Regions from separate parts of the Homo sapiens genome. Here all the other regions are linked to region 3. The links are chromatin contacts, found by Hi-C or POLR2A ChIA-PET in ENCODE. All regions are on one chromosome and are shown on one strand. The core of a region is the stretch at or near the end of the contact, and the rest is flanking DNA. Distances in the headings are between cores, read along the strand shown. Region 1 overlaps BABAM2 (BRISC and BRCA1 A complex member 2). Region 2 overlaps RBKS (ribokinase). Region 3 overlaps BABAM2 (BRISC and BRCA1 A complex member 2).

What was found. Hi-C counts contacts between places; a loop is a spot of excess contacts on that map. ChIA-PET counts read pairs that join two places held with the same protein, here RNA polymerase II (POLR2A). Pooled maps may share reads with other maps.
Region 1: a loop to region 3 is called in a map of endothelial cell of umbilical vein, with 17 times the contacts of the local background. The contact joins two enhancer-like sites. A Hi-C loop is called at or near these places in 2 of 168 maps with a recorded cell type or tissue (endothelial cell of umbilical vein and posterior cingulate gyrus) and 1 of 50 pooled maps. POLR2A ChIA-PET finds 5 or more read pairs at or near these places in 1 of 52 experiments (CD4-positive, alpha-beta T cell).
Region 2: a loop to region 3 is called in a pooled map, with 5 times the contacts of the local background. The contact joins two enhancer-like sites. A Hi-C loop is called at or near these places in 5 of 50 pooled maps. POLR2A ChIA-PET finds 5 or more read pairs at or near these places in 2 of 52 experiments (MCF 10A and T-cell).

What each region holds. Positions count from the first base shown.
Region 1 is chr2:27,918,840-27,922,374 of GRCh38, forward strand. The region is part of intron 2 of BABAM2 (BRISC and BRCA1 A complex member 2); the gene reads left to right. Among named protein-coding and RNA genes, the nearest start is that of BABAM2-AS1, 29 kb to the left of the region's middle. Within about 2 kb of position 1,837, at least 6 of the 41 ENCODE cell types and tissues checked have a DNase peak (open chromatin) inside an H3K27ac peak, as active enhancers do; they include endothelial cell of umbilical vein, where a contact is called at or near this core.
Region 2 is chr2:27,858,963-27,862,972 of GRCh38, forward strand. The region is part of intron 1 of RBKS (ribokinase); the gene reads right to left. Among named protein-coding and RNA genes, the nearest start is that of RBKS, 29 kb to the right of the region's middle. Within about 2 kb of position 1,374, at least 2 of the 41 ENCODE cell types and tissues checked have a DNase peak (open chromatin) inside an H3K27ac peak, as active enhancers do.
Region 3 is chr2:28,272,941-28,276,590 of GRCh38, forward strand. The region is part of intron 10 of BABAM2 (BRISC and BRCA1 A complex member 2); the gene reads left to right. It overlaps LOC124907745 (a long non-coding RNA gene), which reads right to left. Exons shown (of 2, transcript XR_007086254.1): 1 at 1-3,650. Among named protein-coding and RNA genes, the nearest start is that of BABAM2-AS2, 36 kb to the right of the region's middle. RefSeq lists enhancers at 1,788-1,897, 2,496-3,650. Within about 2 kb of position 2,136, at least 17 of the 41 ENCODE cell types and tissues checked have a DNase peak (open chromatin) inside an H3K27ac peak, as active enhancers do; they include endothelial cell of umbilical vein, where a contact is called at or near this core.

The DNA of each region.
Region 1 (3,535 bases), core at 587-3,086, 350 kb before region 3:
CACCATGCCCACTAACTTTTTGGTATTTTTTGTAGAGACAGGGTTTCTCCATGTTGCCCAGGCTGGTCTTAAACTTTTGAGCTCAAGTGATCCACCTGACTTGGCCTTCTAACGTGCTAAGATTACAGGCATGAGCCACTGTGCCCGGCCTCATTATGAGTCTTTTAATCCATGAACATGATATCTCTGTTCATTTATTTGTTTACTTATTTTCTTCTTAATAATAGCTTTCTGCATAGAGATCTTGCACATCTATTGTAACATTTATTTCTATATATTTGATCATTTGATATTATTTTAGATGGCATCTTTCTAAAAGTTTTATTTTCTGACAGTTGATGGTATATGGAAATACAATAGACTTCTATGTATGCTCTAACAACTTTGCTAAACCCACATATTCATTCCAATAGTGCATATGAACATTTACAAAATTTTCTATGTTCACAGTCACATTTTCTGCAAAAAAGTAAGTTCTGTTTCTTCTTTTCCAATTTTTATACTCCTTATTTCCTCCATCCTGGCTAAGACCTCCAGTACAATGTTGAATTAAAGTGATGAGAGTTGGTATTCTTGTCTCATCCTCTATCTCAAAGAAAAAAATTTTAATGTTTTGTTTTTAAGTATGATGTTGCTTTAAGTTTTTTGTAGATAGCTTTGATCACATTAAGGAAGTTCCCTTTTATCCCAGTTTATAGAGAGCTTTTAAAATTATGAATGGATGTTTAATTTCATCAAACACTTGTACTTATTAAGATAATCCTATCAATTTCCTCTTATTCTCTTAGCAGAGTTAATTAAATGCACATATTAGAAAAGAAGAAAGGTTGAAAATTAATAAGCTAAGCATCTATCTGAAAAAGTTAAAGGATTTTTTCCCGATCCTAGTTAGCTGTTAAAAACTGTATGTGAGCCCATCATTCCTACTGAAACCATATTGTAATTTAAACCACATTTTTGTTATAGGGACACCTACCAACATTTAAAAATACTTCCTACTCTAAAGTAGAGTTGAAGTTTATCATTTATAAATGGAGATATGGCATAGAAGCTGAGAATAACAGTTGACGCCACATGAACTGGCAAACACATTTTCTTGAATATTTTAATTTTGTAATTTTTAAAACATTCTGGGCTGAGTCACTTATTTTGGTGATGGCATTTTGGAATCCTATGCTAAGAATTAAATGTATCATTTTTTCTAGGAGGGTCTAGCCATAGTTTTTAGGCTTTAGAGATAGAATGTACTTGATGTATCAAGAATATCATATGTCATCAAATGCATAGCCCCATTCCCCTGAAAATCAACCGAGAAAATCTATCTGAATGCAATTTTGTCTTCTTTTACCGATTTTAATTTGTCCTTTTTGCTTGTAAAAAGGTCTAAGACTTGACCTTGTGGATTTGGTCTGGCCAGTCAGATGGGGTATAATTATAGCCCTTTCAAGGCTGAATATGTAAGATTCCATGAACCAGTTCAGATGCCTTTGCAGATAAAATGCTCATGTTTTAGATTATTTAGATAGATGTTAAGATACCCTTTGTCAGTCTTCCAGCTTCTTTACTGCTGCATCCAGTCTAGAAACCATGATAATTTTTGAAACTGAGTAATCTATGTTAGATTTAATTCAGAGAAAATAAATTCTAAAAGATGAAAATGTAGTTAATATTAGTTAACAGTAATTTACTGTAATATGTGACTTTTTTTTAAAAGGTGGTTATTGATCTTTGAGCATATTTTATTTGAGAGTCACTTGTTATTTTAGGTTGCCAAAGTTGAAGACTTCCTTCTCAGCTGATGTTAAATATTGTTGGTTTAGCACAAACGTCACTATCAAGAAAACAGGAAGCTATGTAGGACACATGCCAAATGGTAAATTAATAGTCAGGGTAAAGGAAACTGACGTAGACTCAGGGAAGGAACCCTGGACTCATCTACTTTGTTCTTTTTAGGTGGCTTGAAGAATAGAAATGGTCTAAGTCATTATTTTTTTCCAGACAGTGTATCAAAAAACAGGGTTAGCCCTATTAAGCCAGAAAGAATATATTTTCTTATATTTTGCATTATTTTAAAACTGCTAATGTTTTAAAGGTTGTAGAATATCTTCATATAGCTTTGTTAATCTAGATTAGTTCTTGGCTGTCACTAAAAAGCCTATAAAGTATAGTAAAATTTGCCTACTTTTATTTTTTTATAGTGAAACCTTAACATTTGAGTCGGATCTCAGTAACTAGGAACAAATGATAATTTAAAGAGGAGTCAAATCCAAATTTACCTTTCATTATTTACTTAAACTTTATATATATAGTTTGCTAAATCAGTGAACAGTGTCATCATTGTAGAGTCTGTGTCAAGTTACGGGGGGCTTGTTCCCTCTCTTGTAGCCTTGATTTATGTGTTTACAGTTTTTATACTTATTACTGATAAATAATTTTCTTTTCATTAGAACGCATGTAATAGAACTTCTTTTTGGCAATATTTTGTCATCTTTTACTTCTCATTTTTCTAGGTACTTAATAAAATATCATTTGTTGAAAACATTTATAGTTCACCAATTATGAGATTTATAGTTATAAATCTTTATAAGCCACTAATTATGATTTATAATTCACTAATCATAAGATATTAATCTGATGGTTTTCTCTTAAATTATTGAGAGATGGTTTAATGTAGTAATTAAGAAAGTGGGCCATGGAGGCAGACATCCTGGGTTTGGATCCCAGCTCTGTCACTCACTAGCAAGTTACATAAGCATCTACGTGCCTCAGTGCCCTCATCTGTAAATTGGGGTAATAACAGCACCTATCTTGGAAGGTTGCTGTAAGTTTAAATAGTTTAATATAATTAAAGAGCTTAGAATAGTGCCTGCCACATTAGTAAATGCCCGACAAATATTAGCTGCTGTTATTTGTTTATTGTGGAAATATAATAATTATAGGTAATAACTTAAAGTTTAAATTCTGAGTTGTGTGTACAGTTCTTCAAAGGGAAAACCTTCCACAAATAATCACACTTTTGCCTTTCTTGGAGGTGAGGATGAGCACATCATCCCAATTCCAGTTAAATCAACAGTCTTTTTTTCTTGTTGTTGTTTTTAATCATGAAAAGAGTACAACACTAGGAGTCAAGATATATGCATTCATTCAGCAAACCTTTATCCTCCTACATAGTTGTTGGAGTGTTCACCTCCTGGATATCAGTGCTAGACACTGGAGATTTAAAGATGCCTAGGCCATGGAGACTAAGATATGGTTAGCGTGTCCTGTAAGTGGTTTCCAATCCCAGAGTGCCAGTGAGACCCTTTGCTCTTTGATGTCATCATCTGTAAAATGACAGTTCTTGAACTTAGTTTATGAGTGTTAGTAATATGCTAAAATTTCATCAGTGCTGGATACTTAGCACTGTGCTAGGTGCTATACTAGGACTTACTTAAAAAGGAGTATAACATAGCGCTTGACACTAGAATCTTATGATCTGGTTGGGAAAACAAGCCACAAGGAGAAAAATAGACAAATAATACTGGGAGTCATGTGA
Region 2 (4,010 bases), core at 124-2,623, 410 kb before region 3:
AGAAGCAGGAAGTGTTAAACCAAGAAGCAGGAAGTGTTAAACCAGACCAGGATTCTGATAATCAAGTACAGGACCTAAGGAGAAGAGGGAAGTTACAATTCCAGGTGCTAAAGAATCTTTTTTGTTTACTAAGGGGTAGAGTAAGAGTGGGGTGTTCAGAGAGCAGGATCAGGTTTTAGTCTTAGTCCATCCTGCATACCACATCATTTCACGTGCTCACTCAAAAAGGGTGTCTATTTTAAAAAAGGAACACTAAAGAGCTAAGTTATTTTTAAATTTTTATTATGGAAGATTACAAACCTATAAAAGTAGAGAAAACAGCATACTGGCTTCCCTTTCCCTCATTCACCTATCATCCAGATTTAATAATTTAATACTTATTGTTTCATAGCCAATCTTGTTTGAGTCAATACCTTCATCAGCTTCTCTAAGAGGTAAGAATTTTTACCATAATGCTATTATTGCCTAATGATGATAGTATTAAGTGAGGCAAAAAGAATAAAAGGTTTGATCCAGGGTAAGATTTTTATATTTCATATTATTAAAGATGGAAGGTGTGAGGAAATAAAATATTTGAAGGATGGAAGGAAATGATTGACTTTAAAATGAAAGAGGCATTCTGGGGAGTTCTAGGGCAAGTGAAGAAGATGGGCTCAGGTGGCACGAACACTGGCTAGCTGGCCACAGAGAAGTGGGCCAAGGGCCAGAGGGAGCAGATAAAAAGAGGGTAGGTGTGACCAAAAAAGGTTAACTAGCTTTAGATAGGAAAGAAAGGTAAAGAGGTAAGTTCACAATGGTAAGGCCACTGAGAACCTACACTGCTTTTACAGGTTAGAAATTTATATTAATTTTCCACATAGGTTGTGATCTATCTGAAGTCAGTATCTTATATTAGAACAGAGCAATGACAAGTCCTAACAGCCAGTTTGCAACGGGATGACATATAACTGATGCTAAGAACACACGATTGCTTCAATAAAGACCAAGCTCAACCTGTTAACCTCCTTTATATAGCTCTAAAAGTGTCAATAAATTGAGCTGAACTACTCCATTCCCTTGCAGTACACTGTCAAATATGGTTGAGATTCAAAAGAGCCTCATCAATAATTTGAAAACATCCCACTCCTCCCCTTTAAATTCTATTTTTATCTTGGATTCTAAATGCATTTATAGTACTGATGAAAAAAAATATACATCTAGAAGGTTCACTTCTGAAAAAGGTACTCAATCAAGAGAAAAATGGTTTTAATGTAATGTTATTATCCTGTCATTTAATTTAGCAATGACAAGTGATGATGAGATTTTGATTTGCATTAGAAATCTTAAACATCTTAGGATTCTGTTATGAACAGGCAATGATGAGTAATCTGTGTGATTGAGTAACTATGTGAATTCTTGGCTTACTGATGCTGCTACAAACAACACTCAGAGCAACCTGAAAAAGAAAAAATATACCATGTGGCTAAAAACAGGCCAAATAACTTGATTAGTAAGACTGTCACTAAAGAAACTTATGATTTCCACTACATCTATACTTAGATCTGGGTTACAATTCACTGGTTTGAATCAAGTGTAATTTTTATTACTAACTGTGAGAATTCATTTAAAAATCACCAGATTATTACTGGGATGTATATATATATGTGGGGGAAGGGCAAAATCATGGGTACAGTAGGTGTGTTTGATGTGGGAGCAGATGGCTGGGATTTAAACTCATTTCTAAACAACTTCTATTAACACAAGCATTGTATTAATTCAGTGATCACTGAAATTCTTCACTCTTTTGGTATTTTACTAATTTCTCCTCTTTTTCTTCTGCATCCTTCCCCTACTCTTGTCTCTTTCTTCCCTTAACTGTAGACTTTCCCTGCATGAGGACAGGGACCAAGTCTGTCATGTTCTCCATTTTATGCAATGTGTCTGTCACTTGACACGAGGTTAACAGATATTTGCTGATTGAACAGATTTTTGTAAGAGTCTCCCTTTGTCTCTGTCTCTGTCTCTCTTTCTCTCTTTTTTTTTTTAAACAGAGTCTCTCTCTGTCACCAAGGCTGGAGTACAGTGGCACGATCTCGGCTCACTGCAACCTCCACCTCCTTGATTCAAGTGATTCTCCTGCCTCAGCCTCCCAAGTAGCTGGGATTACAGGGGTGCGCCACCAGGCAAGGCTAATTTTTGTATTTTTGGTAGAGAGGGGGTTTCATCATGTTGGCCAGGCTGGTCTCGAACTTTTGGCCTTAAGTGATCCGCCTGCCTTAGCCTCCCAAAGTGCTGGGGTTACAGGCATGAGCCACCGCGCCCAGCCTCCCTTTGTCTCTTTTCTGTGTCTCCCCCGTATAGCATCTATTCCTGTTCTGAAATGAGGATGTGGAGGTGTTGATTAGGGAAGCAGGGGGAGACTGGCAGGGATGACTGGGCAACTGTCCGACAATAACAACTCCATATTTTACCAGATCTTGCCCACTGCACTCCCAGTATCAGCAGCATTCCTCTTCCACAAGCAAGAACTGTAACTAGAAGTCATATATTCCTTCATTCATGCACTAATTCAACAAATGTTCATCACTGTGTCCTGATGTATCTCCTACAAGGCAAAATCAACTTGTTGACAATGGCATTAAACCTAACCCTGATGCAAGTAATACACGAGTGAAGAAAATAATTCACGGAATAAGGAGATTAGTATGTTCCATTTCTTTTTGGGGGGGGGGTGGAGTCTCACTTTGTCTCCCAGGCTGGAATGCAGTGGTGTTATCTCGGCTCACTGTTACCTCTGCCTCCTGGGTTCAAATGATTCCCCTGCCTCAGCCTCCCGAGTAGCTGAAATTACAGGCATGCACCACCATGCCCAGCTAATTTTTTTTGTATTTTTAGTAGAGATAGGGTTTCATTTTATTGTCCAAGCTGGTCTTGAACTCCTGATCCCCCTGCTTCAGCCTCCCAAAGAGCTGGGATTACAGGTGTGATCCATGGCGCCTGGCCTGATTTTTTTTTTTTTTTTTTTTTTGAGACAGAGTCTGCTCAGTTGCTGAGGCTGGAGTGGAACACAAAAATGGCTCACTGGAGCCTCAACTTCCTGGGCTCAGATGATCCTCCCACCTTAGCCTCCCAGAGAGCTGGGACCACAGGTGCACACCACCACTCCTGGTTAATTTTTTGTATTTTTTTATAGAGACGGGGTTTTGCCATGTTGCTCAGGCTGGTCTCAAACTTTTGGACTCAGGCGATCCTCCTGCCTCGGCCTCCCAAAGTGTAGGGATTGCATGCGTGAGCCACCGTGCCTGGCTGATTTATGTTATTTAAAAGGAAAAAGATATAGGTATATGTTCTCCCATGATATGTACATGCATAAAAAGTGAAAAGTTAAATGACAGGTATTCACAAAGAAAGGTGGGGACTAAAAGTTTGTGTGTTATTTTATATTCTTATGCACATAAATACATACGACAAGAATATTTTAGTGTATTATACGATACCACTTGTCACTACATCAGATTCACGTGGCCTCTGCCTCATTTACTAGCCACCAGTTCTTGGTGGGCACCAGCTGGCTTCTCGCAGGTGTCACCTAACAGAGCCTTACTGAATGCTGCTCTCATTCCACCCCTGGGCTTCTGTCTCTTCAGACTGTCCTGAAGGACTGAGCAGCCAGTGGTCAACTTGCAAATGTCAAATACCTTTGTATACGCTCTTCCTTCTTCCCTGTCCCCTGCTCTTGACTCGGGGGTTATAGTGCTAACTGACTATGTGCACTTAAGCCTCTGTCTTAGGCTCTGGTTTCTGTTAAACCCAGACTAAGACAGTTTATGGCGGATTTAATTTTTTATAAAGTAAATAAACTGAAGAGTGGAGAGAGCAACTAGGAAGTTAGTTACAAACAGGCAGAAGCATTTCTGAATTATAAATCCTAATTTAATTTGAATGAGACTTTCCTATCTTTCTTCCTTATTGAAATCATGAAATTATGTTCAGGTTCAAGAAAGCATCTGCACAAAGCACCGTCTCCTGGG
Region 3 (3,650 bases), core at 886-3,385:
ACTGGAGGAGGGCAAGTGCAGGAAGTCATCCATGGCCACACTGCTTGCAGCCAGTCTTCTGGAATGCCGTGGAACTTTCTTACTCTGGCTGTGAAGGGTAAAAATAAGAGCTAGCACAGGCACATGGAGCTGATACGACGTCCCTGTTTAGGGCACAGTTCTTACCCAATTCCACGGACCGAACATTTTCTGCTCCATCCAGCTTTTAATGGCAGACCAGTTTCTATGAACTGAGGCTTCAGCCCTTGGAATGATGTCTCATTTGCCCGTCTCTTTTCTCCTTCTTAACCACTTAGGTACCACATTGTACAGTGCAGTGGGTGCAGTGGTTCATGCCCTGACTACGTCAGAACCCCTGAGAGCCTTGGCAGATTCTGAGGACTGAGCACCTCCTGCCTTTCTTCTCTTCTCTCCTCTCCCTGTTCCACTGTTCAATCTGAAAGGGGTTAGGGAGGATTGGTTGCTGAACTTGTGTGGTTTTAATAAAATAGCTTCAGGCCAGGCCCAGTGGCTCACGCCTCTAATCCCAGCACTTTGGGAGGCCGAGGTGGGAGGATCACTTGAGGTCAGGAGTTCGAGACCAGCCTGGCCAACATAGTGAAACCCCGTGTCTACTAAAAATACAAAAATTAGCTGCATGTAGTGGCATGGACTTGTAGTCCCAGCTTCTTGGGAGGATGAGGTACGAGAATTGCTTGAACCTGGGAGGCAGAGGTTGCAGTGAGCCGAGATTATACCACTGCACTCCAGCCTGGGCAACAGAGCAAGACTGTCTCCAAAAAAAATAAAAAATAAAACAGCTTCATGGGTAAATCTGATACCCAGCAAGTGTGGAGGCTACACAGGCAGTCAAAGGAGCACCCATCTTAGTCAGGAAACTGGGTTAACTTCTCAGCCTCACCACGCAGTGGCTCCGAGATTCAGCTTCCTCGTCTGTGAAATGAGATTGACACTTACCCTGCCTAGCTCATGGAGGTTTGTGAGGATTAAATCACATGAAAGCAAAGGGGAAGGCGTCATGTGCTATAGAAATGCAAGGTGTTACTCATTCCTGTGTTTGCCACTCCCGTGCCTTCACCCTTGCTTATAACCTGTCACCTCCAGGACTAGCTCACTGGCCAGCTGGTTTGTCTGTGGCTCTTGGGCCTTGCCACCACATTAATCATTTCAAGACACCACCTTTATCTGGCGGCCTTCCCCAGTAGACAGGCTCACCTTCCCCATCCAGCTTTCTCTCCCACTCAGCCTTGGCCTCTTTGTTGACCCTTCTTGCTTTTTCTCCTTGACCTCCTCATCTTTCTTGCACCATTTCTTAAAAGCTGTCTTCAGCTTCACTGTCTAACCGAGCACTCCCACCTGAATAACACTTGATCCAAATAACGTAATTATGAGATCTGTTATCTTGAATGGTTCCTTAATTGTCATATGTATTTGCTTCATTATTCTGCTTAATTTGCTTACTGAGGTCCAGGACTAAATCTAAACCATGTTTTGTTTTGTTTTTTGAGACAGAATCTCATTCTGTTGTCAGGACCAGAATGCAGTGGTGCGATCTTGGCTCACTGCAGCCTTAACCTCCTAGACTCAGGCAATCCTCCCACCTCAACCCCCTATGCCAGTAGCTGGGACTACAGGTGCACCCACCATGCCCAGCTAATTTTTTGTGTTTTTAGTAGAGACAGGGTTTTGCCATGTTGCCCAGGCTTCTAAACCATGTTTTAACTCTTTGTTATGCACAGCGCCTGGCCCGGTGTTAGGCACTAGACAAGAGCTCAGTAACCACTTGCTGAAATGGGAGAGCTGAGTGGTCAGAGCACCTTGAAGTCTGTGTAGCACTTGCATGTACAGTGTCCCTTTTCATCGTCACAGCCCTGAGAGGTAAATGGTGTGACTCTTCCCATTTTGCAAATGAGAAAAGAGAAACTTAGGAGAGGTTATGTAACATCAACTTTGTGGGCTGAGGCTGAGTGAAGACCTCGCAGAAGAGACCAGACCCAGCATGCTCCAGTAGCTCCACTGCAGGGGGTGGCTGCTTACGAGGACAGAGAGCAGAATTCAGACGACTCCAGCTGACCTACTTGGTGCAAGTCAAGTGAATACTAGTCGGGAGGGATTAGATGACTCAGCCTCTGCCTTCGTTGGAGTCAGGAAGTAGGCTTTGCAGTCCATTTCCTGGGGAATTTTCAGATGGACCAGTGATTTCATTTTCCTCTTCTAAAGCACCCCCATGCACAGGGAAAGGTTGTTCACGTGGCCATTTGGATGAAGCCAACGGATCTGATGTCTTAAAGGAGAAGCTGAAACAGCAGTGGAAACTTTCTAGGCCTGTTGGTATTAGTAATTTCATTCCTGGCCAAACATGAATGAGAAATCCTTCTAGTCCACTTTGACTGAGGCTAGAGTGTGGATTAACAGTGCTTTGATATTTCAGTATTGCTGCCCAGGTTGTGAAGGTATAAGCCTCATGCAGGTCACCTGCTCTTGCCTCCATTGTACCTATTGCCTAACTGGGATAGGCCTGGGGTGGGGCTGCTGAGAGCTGACAATGCCAGGCCAGGAAAGGCAAGCTAAAGACCAGCAGGCAGGCCTCGGGGTTGGAAAGCTACACAGTAAACGGGTGGAGTACCAAAGCTTAGTTGTGTGTCTAGAGAATTCAGGGTGTGGTGAGTGATCAGCTCCTGGAAGAGCAAAGATTAGTATTTAATACATATGCATTTATTAGCGTGGCTGGGTCTCTCGTCAAAAATGTCATAATTTCACAGATCAGGATTTTAAAGCAAATAGAATTATTGATATATATCTCTTCCAACAGCCAATAAACATCCCGCAGAGAGGACAGCTTACGCATGGGCTCACACAAAGAAAATTGCAGAGTCTTTGCTTAAGCTACAGCCTGAAATATTAAAATTCTGATTTTCATGCGCTGTTAGAAATAGTTTTCAAAGAATTCCTTCCTCCAGCCCCATCACAACCCCTGCCCATGTGAGAGGTTAGGAGTAAATCATATGTTTTTTAAAACATTTGCTGAAACCTCCTCCCTTTTCCAAGTCTACCAAATTTTTATCTCAAAAAAAAAAAAAAGAAAGAAAGAAAAAAATGGGACTAATATGACAACAAGATTTTTACCTTCACAGTAAATAGTACAATTTAGCTGAGTAACTTGTGGAAGCTTGTTAGGTTGAAGTGACTCACTTGCGTAGATGAAGTTATTTTTAGAGATGTAATTTGTACTGTTTAGAAAAGAATAAAGAGATGGTAAAAGGCTAGATCGCTCATTATAGTTTACAGAGCTCATGAACCCAGCATCCATGCAAAAGATGACTAAGCAAGGGGTCGGTTGGTACTTTCTCTCAGAATTTTACAGATGTGAGTCATCCACTTTAGTCTGCAGACACAGCACCGAGATACCTGTGACTCAGCTCTCATTTAGAAAAAGCCCTAGAATTCAATTCTGATACACTTTTATAGTTAAGTAGTGAGGAAATTACATACTGAAGCAAAATATGCCTTTGTAACGCGCAGCCGTGGGATGTTTTTAGCAAAGACTGATTTATCTTCATCTCTGGCCTTTGAAAGAATCGACCTGTGATCCACGCTGGGTAACGTGCCCATTGAGCCTGCTGGTACACATCACAGTGCCCACCTTCTTC